2 separate regions of the Homo sapiens genome follow, and region 2 is linked to region 1. Evidence: read pairs that join two places in POLR2A ChIA-PET (ENCODE). Cell type or tissue: PC-9. All regions are shown on one strand. Links, peaks and the distances in the headings refer to the core of each region. The heading gives the core; the rest is flanking DNA.

Evidence for each region. Peaks named below come from ENCODE experiments on the same cell type or tissue, not always from the same donor. Only the 100,000 strongest peaks of a DNase experiment are listed, where the experiment ranks them.
Region 2: POLR2A ChIA-PET joins it to region 1 with 12 read pairs; 2 of 35 experiments call an interaction of 5 or more read pairs at or near these places.

The regions. Positions count from the first base shown.
Region 1 is chr9:115,392,315-115,397,701 of GRCh38, reverse strand. The region is part of intron 5 of DELEC1 (deleted in esophageal cancer 1); the gene reads right to left. Among named protein-coding and RNA genes, the nearest start is that of DELEC1, 250 kb to the right of the region's middle. In PC-9, for the core only: no CTCF peak of the experiment used is centred there; DNase peaks (open chromatin) are centred at 1,811 and 3,201; H3K27ac peaks cover 841 bases.
Region 2 is chr9:115,446,048-115,451,434 of GRCh38, reverse strand. No RefSeq gene overlaps it. Among named protein-coding and RNA genes, the nearest start is that of DELEC1, 310 kb to the right of the region's middle. In PC-9, for the core only: no CTCF peak of the experiment used is centred there; no DNase peak of the experiment used is centred there.

The sequences.
Region 1 (5,387 bases), core at 248-5,247:
CTCTCTGGAGCTTATTCAAACTCAAATTTACCTTTTCAATGAGGACTACCATAGTCATCCTACTTAAAACTGTAATTGTCCTTCTACCTAACACTTCTGATCTCCTTTGCCCTCCTCTCTTTCTTCCAGATCACTTAGCACCTTTTATCTAGTATTTAAACTGGTATTGTGATTATCGTCCGTTGTCTGTGCCCACTTCGCCTACACAATAAACACTCTTTAAGTAGAAAGCCGTGCTGCGCAAGGTGATGGCTGACAATGGAAAGGGAGACATTATACATATTTTATTCTATATCTTACTGCAGAGGCAAATGTTTGTGTCTTTCTTGTTCTGTGACGTAACCTGAGTACCTAGAGTAGGGCTTGTAACGTAGCAGGTGCTCTATTCATCCTTGCTAAAGGAATGAATGAATGAGTTAGAATATATGTGACTGAATGGAATGAATGGACCCAGGACAAGGCCCTGAGACTTTGTCAATTTTTTCAAAACAGGTTTAAATCCTGTACTTTGCACTTAATAGCTGCGGACCTTGGTAGATTCATTTTGCATAGGCAATGTTCTGTTTTCTCTTCTGCAAAATGAGGGTTTTCACCATAACTATTATATCTACCTCTTAAATTCACTGTAAACATTGAAACATTGAATACATCTTATACAAAGGGAAATAACTTTAACAACAGAGGCACTAATCAGTGTTATGTATCTAAGGGTATGGATTGCTTACTCTGCTTCTTGCATGGGGAATATGTATTGCTCTGGTGTGATATCTGGTTGAAGACTGGTAAGGAATCCCTGGGATAATTCCCTGAAAGCCTGCTGTCTACCACTGCTTGCTTGGCAACTTCTGATAAATAATAAGACTACATCCAGTTGGTTTCATAGACAGGCCCTAGGAGGAGTGTTCAGGGCTCTTTCTGAGGCAGCCAAGGCAAGTAGAGGCACACCAGGCCGCGGTTGTTGTTGCACTTGCTGGGACTTTCTGTTGAAAGAACTATCTCCCCTCTGGTTAGAAAACAAAGAATTCAAAGGCAATCAGACATCTCTGCCTACCACAACCCTTCATGCAATCAGGTTGAACTGCCAGGCCAAACCCTGTCTGGAATGAAAAGAAATAAGAGATGGTTATCCTTAATGCCCTATTATGCCTAAGAACCCTTTGCTTTCTTCACTCTTGGGTTTCATATGGGCTCCAGGAGGTGGCATTAAAGAGTGAAGCTTTATCTATTCTCTGTTAGTGTTTGTGTTTTATCCATTCTCTGCACTTGTGTCCCCTGGAGGAAAACAAAATTACTCCAACTCCACCCTGGAACTTTAATGTCAACTCTTCACTGGGGAGCTACAGAAAAGGATATTGGTGAAAAGTATGTGGCTACTTGCCATGAACAGATAAGGATTGTCTGTAACTGAACAGATAAGGGTTGTCTGTAGCTACTTAAAACTGAATGACTGCCTACAAATGCTTGAACAATTTATTCTTTCAAACAAAATGATTTTCTCTACATCATTCTATGAGTACTACTTATCTTTTTATGTGAAAAACATTATCATGGTCATGAAGAAACTAAACCACATCCTGCCTGAGTGATCATCTACAGTTTCATTTATAACCTTGAAATTTAGAAAATTTTCCTGAGCAAACAGACCTTCCTCAAATTCCCACTTTTACTATGATTTTTATCTATGGTCTACTCACCTTTTTAAAACCCATAATAAGAAGCATTTGCTCTTGCAATCTGCTCTGATTAAGGAGAGTTTAGAAGTCCTATGGGAAGTTTCAGAAAGGAGTTCCCAGAGGCTATTTACAAACCTCATGGAATCTAAACACTTCATTGAATAGGAAAGTTGGCATCTTGCCTTCTAATGGAAGTAAGATAAACATGGCCAGGTGGAAGGGAAGCTGCCCTCCAAGACCAAGTTCTAGCCTGAAGAGCCCTTTAGCTCATCCAAAACTCTGAGAACATCTTAAACGGAAGACTCTCAAAGAAATAAATGTTCCCATCTGTGACTGCCTCATTCCTGGCTCCTCCTTGGAACCCCTTAACTTGCCACTGAAAACCCTGGGGAGTTATATCTTGAGCTGTGGACAAACTGATTTCAGGGGCTTTCCTTGTTACCACAGTGATATCTGGGCAACAATAAGCAATTTACCAAAGGACATGCCCTTTTTTTTCCTGTTATCTTCACCCCTCTGTTTTCCCAAACTGAACTGCTCTGTGGGAACTCACAGACATCCCCTCAGATCACTCTCTCAGCTCCCTCTAGCAATGTCCCGCTCAAGCTCACAAACCCACTCCTTCTCTCTGTGCTTCTGACCTGATAAGACCTTATTATAGCTCCTATGCATTGATTTCTACTAAGGTCAGGCCCTGTGCTTGGAGACTTACATACACAGAATCAATTAATCCTCATATACCTTTGGGGTATTTTCCAATATGATTACTATTTAACACAGGAGGTAGCTGAGAATTAAAAAGTTTAAGAGACCTATCAGAGATTGCACAGCAAGGAAGTGACAGAGATTGTTAATAATGAATGTTTTTCCTCCTTATCTCTTCTCTTTGAGCTTCCTTGAACATCTATTTCATCAGTTCTTGGAAAACACCGATGGACATGCAATGTCACAGCAGTTGTGTGACTATGAGCAACTCCTTCTTTCTCTCTGAATCTGTTTCCCCTTATGTCAAATAATATGATGGGGTTAAGCTTTGTCTATGCCCCAGTGTCCTGGGATTCCAGGGATGCACATGATGGTCGTTGAAGCTGAAACACCCCAATTTGAAAACTCTCACATATTTGATCTCACTAAGCCTACTGAGAAGTTACCAGCTGGCAATGCTATATGGCTCAGAAAGAGGAGAAATTGGGAACATTTCAGTCTAGAGGTCAAGAGAAATAAGACCAGATGCAGAGTTTGGTCACTAAACATTCTTCTGATTTTTGGTAAGATAAAAAAGATCATTAGGTCCTCCAATAATTGTAGTATAGTCAAGCATTGGGGAGATTCCAGTTCACATTCTGACTCTGTCACTAGGTTATTGTATGGTCTTGGGTGAGTCACCAAAATTCTTGGGAATCTGTTTTCCCATCTATAAAGTAGAGACGCTAATAATCATGGTTCCCTCCCATGATGGTTGAAAGGAACAAATTGGCCCCACAGGTATGATTAATCTCTGACTAGCCCATCTCAGCCTATGCATGCAAAAGTTCACAACTAAATATCCAATACGCTCCCTTCTTTTCAGCCACAGCGAGTTGACCTCTTATGGACATAACTCTAGACAACAAAAATAGTCAGAAAAGGATGGGAGGTGATTGGCTTTCTTCCCCCAACTGCCTGACCATTAATGGAATTGAGCAAGAACAGAATTTCTCAACCCTTGCACTTGCTCTTCTGAGCCAGCAAGACCAAGGAAACGATGCCCATTGAAAACACTAATTTTGTTTCTTAGCCAGTGATTTCAAATACGTATTTGATCTTGAGCTTCTCCATTTTTAGACTGAACGTTGTTTGAAAGGTCCATTTAAATTTACTACTTTCTCCTCTCTTGAAGCAGATTTGTCTTTGGATAACCTTGAATAAGAATGGCAAACAAAGATGTATTCAAAAGCTCAGTTAAACTTTCCAAAGCAATGGCCCCCGGTGGGACAGTAGCTGTGACTTTTATTTGAATCCATGTCTCTAGGCACAGAGGCAACATGCACCCAGAAATGTGCTTTCCCAGCATGCCTTGCTCCAGGGTCATACCCTCTTGGGTATTAGTTATTCTTAGCTCCTAACATCAAAACTAAAGTTACATAAAAGATAAAAATGGATGATTTGTCACCCAGCAAGCACCAAATAATGTAACCACAAGGAAAGACACGTTAGGCCGAGCCTGTCTTTCTCTCAGAGATAATTTTCTCTAATGTCTCGCAAGTTACCATTTTTGTTCTCTGACAAATCCTTCCTGACCCAGAGAGCTAAGCCCAGCCCTTCATTTCTCCTTTACAAGCCCAGTGGCTCTTTCCTCCCAGTAAAATGTAGCTTCTTTGTTCTTTATGAAGAATTGTAGTTCCTGACTTGGGCAGGTGCTGTGACTCTGAGTCGACCAGGATTGGCATCATCCACCTGCTGCCACCCTCGCTCCCAGCCAGCATATTTGCTGGTCTTGTTTCTAGGCCCCCAGACCCATCCCAGCTGACCTCTGGAGCAATAGCAAACTCAAGTCTGGTTTCCTGAGGACTGACCTTCTGGAAAAGATGAAACTGTGTCCTGATCCATCTTTTCAAAAGATGCTCTCAGCTTGGCCAGTTTTTGGTCCTTACCAAGGGAACAACAGCCTATGTATATGCTCTAGCTATGAGTATTTTTATCTTCCATGTTACTTAATAATATAGACACAAATAATAAGAATACTAACAAAGGCACTTAATGTAAAATAAAATACTTTAAACACTAATAATAAATTTACACAACTACTAACTCTCGTACACACACTAATAATAACACTAACAAAACTGGTAAGAATATTATATCTACCATATACTGAAAACTTACTCTGCGTCAAACACTCTGACATGCATTTTTCTTGCACTACCTCTAGGTTGCTGCGAGTGGACCATGTAATCTTCATTTTGTACATAAATAAATTAAGGTTCCAAAAGGTTAAATAACTTGCCTACATCATACAGCTAATAAAGGCCAGGGTCAAGATAAACACTCAGGCCTGACTGGGCAAGTCATGCCTTTAATTACTGTCTTCATCTTCTCATCTAGGTGTCAGGTAAATCATCCATGTGAAAAAGGTGGAATTTGGTCCTCTGTCTTGATGAAAGAACTGGCATAAAGAAAGATTTGTGTTACATCTGTAGCCACCAGTTCTACTGGGTTTGACTATCTACCTCCATCTTCACTGATACACAGCTGAATTATTTTGCAGTGAACAGTCCTGGCTAAATGCACCAATATCCAGACACTGTTTGAACCAAATAAATGAGGTGGCATCATTATACAGATTAGAAAAATGCAAGCACTTGGGCTGCATGATTTTTTAATCTCGTCCTTGTCTATTAAGCTAGGAGTCTATGAACAGAAAGAAGGAAGGACAGAAAGAAGGAAGGAAATAAAAAGAAAAGAAGGAAGGGAGGGAGAGAGAGAAGGAAGGCAGGAAAGAGAGGGGGAGGGTACAGTGACATTTATTTTAATAGTAGTTAACATTTATTAAATCTTTCAAAAGTGCAAACCCCGCAGTAAGAGCTCTATGTATGTAATCTCATTTAATCCCTCCAGTAACGCTGATGTAAATGAGAAAAGATGATCCCTTGTGAGGTTAAGAAATTTCTCTAGGTCAGATGACTAGTAAGTGGTAGAGATAGGATTCAGATCCAGAGTTGTTTGCCCAGAGAA
Region 2 (5,387 bases), core at 296-5,295, 54 kb before region 1:
TTTTTGGTTTTCCTCTCTAGCAAAAGACCAGGAAAGGAACAGTCAGGCCGGACATAAAGACAGATTTTAGGCAACCATCAATCTACCATGGACAAATGCATCAGAAACTGTGACCAATCCATACTTGCACGAGTAAATGCCAGGTGAGGAGCAGCCTAAACATTCATCCTCACAAGGCTGTAATACAGCACCCCCAATACCCAAGACTGGCGTGATTTAAGAGAAGACCAAGTTAGGACCAATGATTTCAATTCCTCTAGCCAGTAATGGGCCATCCTGCTGGTGTCATTAGAGACCACATAAAATTTCTGAACTTCTACCCCAACTCCCCATTTCCCTTCACACTGGGACAGTGTCAGGGCAGACCTCGTGAAGATTCAGGACTTTCACCATCATCTAAAGTAATAAAGCCACACCTTCTGTAGCAGTAGTGGAGATCCCGTAGGAAGCCAGACTCCTTCCAGCAATAGCAATGAGCCTCCCTTCCTTCAGTGTCAATGAAAATCAAGTAGAGAACCTGGATTTTACCATCACCAGACAAGATGGTCTTCTCCCTGCCCCTGGCAGGACAATGTCAGAGAAAACCAGTCTTATTTAAATGGTAGGTTTAAATAAGATCCAGATTTTTACAAAACAATCTCCTTGTTTAATTTAAAACCACTCATCATGTCAAGGATTAGGATGATCTCAAACAGAACAAAAAAAGACAATAAATAATAAAACTAAGATAACAGAGATGTTAGTATCAGCTGACAAAGATTTTAAAGCAGCATAAAGAGAGGTAAGCTTTCTATACCTTACTCCACCTAGTAAAATGATGGCAACAGTAGACTGCAATAACTTCTGTATAAATGATGTAATATATTACCTAGAGGAACCACAAAAGATACACTCTTAAAAATATTAAAGGTATATCAAATTGTAATTCTAAGAAATGTTCAGTAACCCATGGGAAGGCTGGGGAAAGAAATTGGAAAAATGAAAAACATTACAAGCGAAACCAAAAGATCAAATCAAATCAAGTAGCAGACTTAAGGTCTAACATAGCAATATTACATCAAATGTAAATTATTTAAGTACAACAATTAAAATACAAATATTGGCAGAGTTGCTTTAAAAAATATGACCCAGTCATTTGCTATATATAAAAAACTCCAAATATTAGGGGTTTATGCAAAAGTAATTGTGGTTTTTGCCATTAAACTAATGGCAAAATACAGGAAGGTTAAAAGTAGAAAGATGAAAACAATATATCATGTGAATTTTTATTGAAGGAAAACAAAAATAGCTATGTTAATGTAAGATAAAATAGACTTCAGAGCAAAGAAAATCATCAGAGACAGAAAACAGCATTACACAATGAAAAAGGGTCAATCTATCAAGATGATATACCAGACCTAAGTGTGTATGCATCAAATAACAGAGCTGAAAAATATATGAAACAAAAACTGATGGAGAATTAAATAACTGTACATTCATAGTTGGAGACTTCAACACACCTTTTTCAATAATTGATAGAACAACTAGACAGAAAATCAAAAATAATATGGAAAAATTAACATCATCAAACAATAGGATTTAATAAACATTCAAAGAACACTTTACTCAACAATAGCAGTATACACATTTTTTTTTCAAGCATCAGATCATATGTCAAGATATACCATCTCCTAGGACAAAAAAGAAACCTCAAAAAATTTAAAAGAATTTAAAGTAATCCAATGTGCTCTGACCACAATGAAATCAAACTGTAAATAAATAACCAAAAGATAAGAGGAAAATCTTTGAATACGTGGAAACTGAACAACATCCATCTAAATAGTCCATGGGTCAAATATAACATCTCACAGGAATAAAGAAAATACATTGAACTGAATGAAAATGAAATGCAACATATTAAAATGTGTGGAACATAGCTAAAGCAGGGCTGAGAAGAAAATTTATACCATTAAGTATGTACATCAGAAAAGAGAAAAAGTCAAAATAAGCCCAAAGCAAGCAAAAAAAAAAAAAAAAAAAAAAGAAAGGAAAAGATAAGAACAGAAATTAATGAAATAGAAAATAGAAAAACAATATGGAAAATCAATTAAATGAAAATTTAATTTAATAGTTCTTTGGAAAGACCAATAAAACTGACAACCCTCTAGTGATATTGGCAAAGAAAAAATTAAAGAAGATGCAAACTACAAAGCTCATGAACAAATTAGGAGATATTACTACAGAACCTGTAGACACAAAAAACATAATGAAGGAAGGCTCCAAACAAAGCTAGACACATAAATCTGACAACTTAGGCAACATGCAACACTTCATTGAAAAACACAAATTGCTATTCAAAATAAAACAGGTAATTTGTAGAGTCCTATAGCTATTCAGAAAATCAATTTTATAATTTAAAAGCTGCTTAAAGAGAAATCTCTAGGCCCATTTGGTTTCACTGGAGAATTCTCCCAAACATTTAAGGGAAAAATAACACAAATTCTACATAACTTCTTCAAGAAAATAAAAGGAAGGAATACTTACAGTTCATTTTATGTAGCTACCATTGCCCTCAATGGGGAAATATAGTTTTTTCAACAAACTGTGCAGAGTGCTTGGACATCCATGAGCAATAAAAAATAAGTAAATAAAAGTACCTTGACCTAAGTCTTACATCTTCTACAAAAATTAGCTCAAAATGGATTATGAACTTACATGTAAAACATACAACTATAAAACAATTTCTTTAAATAGGAGAAAATCTTCACAATTCAATGTAATCCACCATTCAAATAGCCTGATGAAGCAAAATCACATGAATATATCAATCAATGCAGAAAATATACTTGAGAAAACTCAGCATCCATTCATGGTTAAAAAAAAAAAAAAAAGTCGGAAAAATAGGAAAGGAGAACTTCCCAAACTTAATAAAAAGCATTTAGCAAAAACAAAGAAATACCCTATAGTTAAGACTATACTTAACGGAGAAAGACTGAAGGCTTTATTTCTTAGTTCAGAAACAAGAGAAGAGTCCTTGCTGTCATAATGCTGGGAATTCTCTTCAATATAATGAGGGAGGAAAGTGAAATAAAAGACATACAGATAAAAAAGAAAAAGGTAGACCAGGAGATACGTATTTGCAAACCACATATGTGACAAAATATCTAAAGTATATTAAGGATTCTTAAAATTCAGCATTATAAAATGTAAACAATCCAGTTAGAACAAAGGCAAAATACATCAAGAGACCTCAAAGTAAAAGATATATAGATGGCAAATAAACACATGAAAAACAAAATCAACATTATTAGCAATTAGGGAAATGGAAATTAAAACCACAATGCAATATCACCACACATCTATTAGAGGGCTGAAATAAAAAGTGGTAACAATACCATATGCTGTCTAAAATGTGAAGAAACTGAATCATTCAGACATTGCTGTTGAGAATGTAAAATGATACAGCTACTATGGAGAACAGTTTGGCAGTTGTTTGCTTTTGTTGTTGTCATTGTTGTTTTTAATTTCAGCTTTTATTTTAGATACAGAGGGTTCATGTGTAAGATTGTGACATGGGTATTTTGGACCCAGGTAGTGAGCCTGGTACCCAATAGGTAGTTTTTCAACCCATGCCCCGTCCCTTTTACCCCCACTAGTAGTCTGTAGTGTCTATTGTTCCTATGTTTATGCCCATGTGTGATCAATGTTTAGCTTCCACTTATAAGTTAGAACATGCCGTATTTGGTTCTATTCCTGTGTTAATTCATTTAGGATTATTGTCTTCAGCTCCAAACATGTTGCTGCAAGACATGATTTTATTCTTTTTTATGGCTGCATCGTATTCCATGGTGTATATGTATGACATTTCTTTATTCAATCCACCATTGATGGGTAGTTTCTTAAAACTAACATTCAACTACCACATGATACTGCCATTGCATTCTTGGGCATTTAACCCAGAGAAATGAAGATTTATATTCAAACAAAAACCCATACACTAATGTTTATAGCAGCTTTATTCATAACAACCTAAAACTAGAAAAAAAAAAAAGCTCAAACATCCTTTAGCAGGTAAGTGATTAAACAAATTGTGATACATCCATACCATGGGATAGTACTCAACAATAATAATGAACAAACTACTAATATATGCAACTATCTGAATGCTCTTATGTCAAGTAAAAAATCCAAATGCAAAAGATTACATATTGTATTATTCTGTTCACATAACTTTCTTGAAATGACAAAATTATAAAAATAGAGAATAGATTACTAGTTACCAGGGGTTAAGAAAGGAATAGGGGCTGGAGAGAAGTGGTTGTGGCTATAAAAGGTCAACTTCAGGGATCCTAGGGGTTACAGAAATGTTCTGTAGCTTTGCTGTATGAACATTAATATCTTGGTTGTGATACTGTCCTATAGACTTGCAAGATATTATCATTGGGGGAAACTGAGTAAACAGTACATAGATATCTCTATAATGTCCTACAACTGCATATGAAAACTATAATTATCTCAAAATTTAAAAACTAATTAAATTGTATTGCTAAGAATGAAGCACATCATCGGTCCTTAAAAATTTATAATCTGTAGGTGACATATGTTTTATATTAACTTGAACAGGTGTTTCCCACTGTGATCTGGAGTGTGTTTGTAGCTGTTATGTAACAGAAGGAATTTGTCATCACGGACATTTGGGAAATGCTGGCTTAAACAGTTTTCTTTTTCAGGAATTCTCAGAACCTTTATTATGCTTACCTGTGTCATGGTTCTGTAATTGGCAGAATAAACATCATTGTTCCTAATTTTTTCATTATGAAAACTTCTCCCCTTCCCACTTCTCCCCAAAACACATGCCCAACTCACCAGAGAAACATTTATGAGACCAATGTCTCATGGAATTCACTTAAAAAGGCCAGTATCTCAGGCCGGGCGCGGTGGTTCATGCATGTATTCCCAGCACTTCAGGAGGCCAAGGGGGGGTGGTTCACCTGAGGTCAGGAGTTCAAGACCAGCCTGGCCAACTTGGAGAAACCCCCATCTCTACTAAAAATACAAAAATTAGCCGGACTTGGTGATGCGCGCCTGTAATCCCAGAGACTCAGGAGGCTGAGGTGGGAGAATCGCTTGCAACTGGGAGGCGGAGGTTACTGTGAGCCAAGATCACGCCACTGCACTCCAGCCTGGATGACAGAGTAAGACTCCATCTCAATTAAAAAAAAAAAAAGAAAAAAAGAAAAAAATGCCAGTATCTCTAGAATATGCTATTTACTACTCTGGCTTAATCATGCAAGTTAAGTAAATTCTAAGCAGAAGCAGTAACTTATCAGAAGGCAAAAAGTGTAAAATAGTAAAGATCTCTGGACAATTAACATTTAGGACATGGGAATGTGCACAGGGCTTGTAGG